2 separate regions of the Homo sapiens genome follow, and region 1 is linked to region 2. A link is a loop called in an ENCODE intact Hi-C map of the cell type or tissue named here. Cell type or tissue: HCT116. All regions are shown on one strand. Each heading gives the region's core, and the rest is flanking DNA. Links, peaks and the distances in the headings are about the cores only. Region 1 has its middle 86 kb from the start of LINC01023. Region 2 overlaps FER (FER tyrosine kinase).

Evidence for each region. Hi-C counts contacts between places; a loop is a spot of excess contacts. Peaks named below come from ENCODE experiments on the same cell type or tissue, not always from the same donor. Only the 100,000 strongest peaks of a DNase experiment are listed, where the experiment ranks them.
Region 1: a loop joins it to region 2, with 2.9 times the contacts of the local background. A loop is called at or near these places in 8 of 110 quality-filtered maps.

The regions. Positions count from the first base shown.
Region 1 is chr5:108,640,781-108,643,702 of GRCh38, forward strand. No RefSeq gene overlaps it. Among named protein-coding and RNA genes, the nearest start is that of LINC01023, 86 kb to the right of the region's middle. RefSeq lists an enhancer at 1,548-1,842. In HCT116, for the core only: a CTCF peak has its summit at 1,679 (motif pointing right); DNase peaks (open chromatin) are centred at 1,455 and 1,701; H3K4me3 peaks cover 369 bases.
Region 2 is chr5:108,923,197-108,926,118 of GRCh38, forward strand. All of the region lies in intron 10 of FER (FER tyrosine kinase), which reads left to right. Among named protein-coding and RNA genes, the nearest start is that of FER, 180 kb to the left of the region's middle. In HCT116, for the core only: a CTCF peak has its summit at 1,365 (motif pointing right); a DNase peak (open chromatin) is centred at 1,335; H3K4me3 peaks cover 1,355 bases; H3K27ac peaks cover 317 bases.

The DNA of each region.
Region 1 (2,922 bases), core at 252-2,751, 280 kb before region 2:
TCAAGAGGTTAAGTAACTTGCTCAAGGTCAAACAGCTAAGAAGTGACAGCAACAGGATTAAAATCTTGGCTGGGCGCAGTGGCTCATGCCTGTAATCCCAGCACTTTGGGAGGCCAAGGTGGGCGGATCACCTGAGGTCAAGGGTTCCAGACCAGACTGACCAACATGGAGAAACCCCGTCTCTACTAAAAACACAAAAATTAGCCGGGTGTGATGGCACATGCCTGTAATCCCAGCTACTCAGGAGGCTGAGGCAAGAGAATTGCTTGAATCTGGGAGGCAGAGGTTGCAGTGAGCCAAGATTGCACTCCAGCCTGGGCAACAAGAGTGAAACTCCATCTCCAAAACAAACAAACAAACAAACAAACAAACAAACAAAACAGGATTAAAAAAAAAAAACAGGATTGAAATCTTGCTATAATTTCAGGGCCAAGAGAAAGGCCTATTGTGAGTATAAGTTTATTACCCTACTGACTGATTGATGTATGAAATTTTGCTGTTAAAGCTAATTTTGTATAGTGGTTTTCCAAATGCATTCTTCCAAAAATTACCATTCTAAAGTTTTAGTGGTTTTTCAGTGGTTCTAGAAAATTTTATTGGAATTTCATTTATAAAACAGAGTTCTAATTTGAATGAAATGCATGTGTTATTTACCAACACCTGCAACACCACGAAAATATTCATTTAAATTCTATTGGTTAATTTCATAAGTAAATGTCACAAATTGGGACTTACAAAAAAAGAACCCTGTTTTTTAAAATAACACTTTTTGTGTTGTTCTATAATTGGAATTCTGTTACTGCCTTATTTCTCTGATTCTCTTTTCATCAATATTTACTGAAAGAAGTAATATTCTTTGATTACATTTCCTACACCCCCTTGCTCTCTGAAGCCCACTTCAATCAGAACTCAATCCTGTCCACTCCAACAAAGCTGTGATAGTCTGTGTCATGACTGCCTTGACGAAAGCCAGCCAGGACACCCAAATTCTGGGGTTATTTTTTGCTCTTACCTCACTGGCTCCTCAGAAACATTCAACACAGATAACAGCACCATTCTTCAAATCCTTTCCCCCATGGCTTCCAGGGCACTGTAGTTTCCTGGTTTCCTAACCTCCCTCTCCTGGTCCCCACCACTGGATCTTCTTCCTCACTTTGTCCCCTAATCTACCTGCTGATAACTGGCCCTTACCCTTAGTTTCAGAACCATATATTCAGCCCTTATTTGATATCTCCACAGGGAAGTTTAACAGAGTTCATATTTAATGTGTCCAAAACAATATTCTTGATCTTCCCCTCTCAACCTATTCCTCGCATATTGTGCCCCATCTTGGTAAATGACCTTACTGTCTACCCAGTTGCTCCGACTGAAAATATGAGAGTAACCCTTGACTCCTTTTCCTTTACTTTCCACAGCTAACTGACTGACAGGTCCTATCAGCTTTATCTCCAAAATGTATCCTGAGTCACTCTCTCCAGCCCTGCTGCTACCGTTCCAGTCCAAATAACCAACATTTCTTCTGAGTTTCTGCTCCAGCCTCCTGCTTCCACTCTTTCCCCTTCTCCAGTTCTCCATTCTCCCTGCCATAGCTCAGGGTTTCTCAAGCACGTCACGACGGACAGTTTAGGCTGCCTATTTCTTTGTTGTAGGGGGTAGTCCAGACATGGTAGGCTGTTTAGCAGCATCTTTGGCCTTTGCCCACTAGATGTCAGTAGCACTCCCCAGTGTGACAACTGAAGCTGTCTCCAGGCATGGACAAATGTCCCCAGGAGGCAAAAATCACCCCCTGTTGAGAATCCCTGCCATAGCATGAACAATTTTTACTTTTAAAAAATGAGTCATAATTAATGATAATGGTAAGTAGTAAAATTTAAAATAAAATAAAATAACAATAATAGTAATGTCACTTCTCTCATTTAAACCCTCCAGTGACTCCCCAAGTCTCTTACCACAGCCAGGAAGGCTCTGCATGATCTGGTTCCTGCCAACCTCTCTGACTTTAAGGCCCCCATGGCCTGATTTCTATTCCTTATATAAACAAACTCATTCTCACCTCAAGGCAATCACACTTGCTATTCTTTATATCTAGGGCACCTTTCCCTTAACTTCCTGCATGGCCACTTTCTTTACACAGTGGATCCAACTCCTCAGAAACTTCTCTCACCACCCTACCTCGTGTGTCCCCACATCACATTATCATGTCTGTTTTCTTCCCAGCATCTATAGTTAGTTACGTGAGATGACTTCATGTACATGTTTCCTTATCTGTCTCCTCAGCTACAATATAAACTCCTAGTCTTTTGTGCACACCACTATGTCTCCAGTGTCCTGAACAGTGCCAGGCACACAGTAGGTGCCCAAGAAATACTCACTGAGTTTTAAAATTCTTCAAGAGGCCAGGTGTGGTGGCTGTAATCTCAGTGCTTTGGGAGGCTGAGGCAGGAGGATGGCTCGAGGCCAGGAATTCAAGATCAAGGCAACGTAGTGAGACTCCATCTCTAAAAAAATTATTAAAAATTAGCCAGGTATGGTGTCTTGTGCCTGTAGTCCCAGCTATTTGGTAGGCTGAACCAAGAGGATTGCTTGAGCCCGGGAGTTTGAGGCTGCAGTGAGCTAAGATTGTGCCACTGGACTCCAGTCTGAGCAACAGAACAAGACCCTGTTTCTAAAAAAAATAAAATAATGATGATTCGTCATGTCTTGGATTAACATACTGATGTGGTTATATGCAAAGCTTCTCAGTCTAAATGTTTGCAAGTATTTTTAGTAGAACAGGAGACTGGTCACACACAGCTCAAATAAATTCTCATGTTGACATTATGCATTTGATGGGATGCATGTGGAGAATGTCCCTTTCGTAAGGAAAAGTTATTGGCTTGATTGGATTATAATTGGAGCCCAAATACTAATAAACGAAGTTTG
Region 2 (2,922 bases), core at 233-2,732:
ATTTTATAAAATTATTCTCAGTGTACAAAATGAGATTTATTTTGATGGACGTGATATAAAGAATGGTTGTTGCGGACAATAAAATTTAAAAAGTGAGTATCCAAAAAAGAAAACTAGAGGAAATTATGCAAAAAGGCAAGAAAATTAAAAAATTTTTTTTTGATTGCATCTAATTATAAAGGGAGCCAAAGACTTTAAAGAAGGAGATGTTTATGTCAGAATTGTGACCCAGGGAAGTTTTACGGAGTAAGACTTTTGACTCTCTTGCTCTTTTCTATTTTTCTTATTTGGTTTCATAAAGTTTCTTGAACTTTGGTCCCTTAGAAAGAATGTTCTGTACAATGCCTGAATATGATACCTGGCATCTAGTAGTTGTATCTTTGTTTAAAAAAATGAATGAATAAAGCAGGGATTTATAAAGCAATTAACAAATCATTATAGAATAGGTTATCAAAAGTGGAGCCTTACTTTCCGATTAAACATTTATGGTTTTGAGTATCCCACTCTACTTCCTCTCTAGCCCTGACACTTCATTTTGTGTTAAGTGTAGTAGGTTTTTGTGGCAAGGAAATTTAAAATTTTTATTTCTGTTGAGACCTTAGAGATCATTTACACATAATTTATATTCTTTTCCTTTGAATGAAGAATTATAAAGTATTGGAGAGTTATACCTCAATAAAAAATAAAAAAAATTAAAACACATTGGATTAAGAAAAGCTTTGTAGCACAGCTATCTGCAAGGTTTTGTTTCAAGAAGTGCTTGAAAGTGAGGTATATTCTCAGAGACCTTGAGATCCAAAACCTAAAATAAGAAGACTTCTATATGTTTCTTAGGAATAAAATCAGGTATTTTATTTATCTAATTTAAAAAATCAAAGGCCAGGTGCAGTAAGCTCACACCTGTAATCCCAGCACTTTGGGAGGCCGAGGCGGGCGGATCACCTGAGGTCAGGAGTTCGAGACTAGCCTGGCCAACATGGTAAAACCCCGTCTCTACTAAAAATACAAAAAAATTTAGCCAGGCACGGTGGTGGGCACCTGTAATCCCAGCTACTCAGGAGACTCAGGCAGGATAATCACTTGAACCCGGGAAGCAGAGGTTGCAGAGAGTCAAGAGCATGCCATTGCACTCCAGCCTGGGCGACAAGAGCGAAACTCTGTCTCAAAAAAAAAAAAAAAAAAAAAATCAAGTAGAACAGAGATTTATTTCTTAGATAGTGTTTCTTTACTTAATGTACAAGGATTTTCCGTTTGTTGCTCGAAAACGCAACATTTGTTGGCTGTATCTGTTCCTTTAATCCAGAACTGACTAGTATACTTCCATGCCAACAGGGGGAGATAGTATGAAATAGGAGATCCAGATTTGCACCTCTCTTCTATCTTGCTTTTGCCTCACACAGGAAGGTTTGTTGGTAAATTGACTTCCTTGGGCCCACTGTCACTATCTCTTAGCTAAATTTTGAGATGGAGCAGAAAATGAAATGTCCTCATTGTAAGGATCAGCTGGAGTCTGGTTTCGGCTCCCAATCCTGTAAAACATGTGCTTTAATGTTCAGCTCTGAGCCTTCCACATCAGAAGTCCACAGAGATCAGGTAAGGAGAAGTTCTGCCACAGGCCTACTTTACCCAGGGCCCCAGACATTATCTAAGAGTCCAGCAGGTCATCTATTTTATGCGGCTGCTTCAAATGGGAAGGATAATTTCTCTTGACTTCTGAATCTGGTGGTAAACAAAATTCTTTTGAACAATGCTATCACTTAGATGCTAAACCAAAGCCACTGAAAAAAATGAAAGTGGCTTCTTTTCACATTTGTATTTTATTTCATTTGTTTCCTTAATTCACCTCTCAGTTTTGAGAAAAATATGTCCTTTCCAGTATTTCAATACATGGAAGGTAAAAGAGAGTGCAGTTTTATTGAATATTTGAGGAGAAACATGGCTCAGATTTTAAACTGAGCCATGTTTCTCCTCAAATATTCAACAAAGATGATATTAAGATTTCTATTTTTCAAATTTCAGTTTCTATTCTGGCTGGTGAGCTCAATTTAGCCTTGTTATTTTCAATGTCTGTCACCAAAGGAAACTAATAATGTTTTTCTTGAACATAGGTATTTAATAGTTGGTGACCATAACTGGTAAAGCTTTTCATTATGATATGTAGCTATATAGTTCAATGCTAATTTTGTAATCAATGTTTATGGTTTAATTTAGGAACTTGGAATACACTAATTCCTTACTCTTTTAATGTATAAAATATAATTTCTGTTACTAATAGGAATATAGCCCTATTTTAAATCTGTTGTGTTGGTGAAGAATTATATTTATATGTCATTTTGCGACTTAATTGCCTGCATTCTCTTGAGTCCCTTATTTAATGCCTCTCTTTTTTAGGCTTTCTTTTTTCAGATTCACTATATTAGGAAAACCTAATTCTGGTCTTCAAATAAGAATTGTCAATGCCAAAAAAGTTTATGTATTTTCTTTATTTTGAAGATAGTTGAAATACATACACGATTCTTGCTTTAATATTACTACATCCAGTGTTTGGGTTATGGTGTTCCAAATATGTGTCTTATATTATTGGATAAGTACTGTTTGTAAATATAATGACCATTACTTGTGTGCATAAGTTTTGCTTATCTGGTTTATAAATTTATAAAAATATTAGAGGATATTGAATCCATTGGGATCATCTTCTCCAAATTATCATTTTATATATAATAATGTCTCTGAAGCCTGAGGTAATTAATGACTCACATAGCTAGCTAGTGACTTGCATAACTTAAATTTTTTTAACTTTAAAAAAGTCTCGCTTTCTTGTTACCCTTCAATCTCTGATATATATTCTTTTATGATCCTTCTTTAATATTTTTCTTTTTTTTTATACACAGTCATTGTCTTTTCAAAACATTTTGTGCTTTT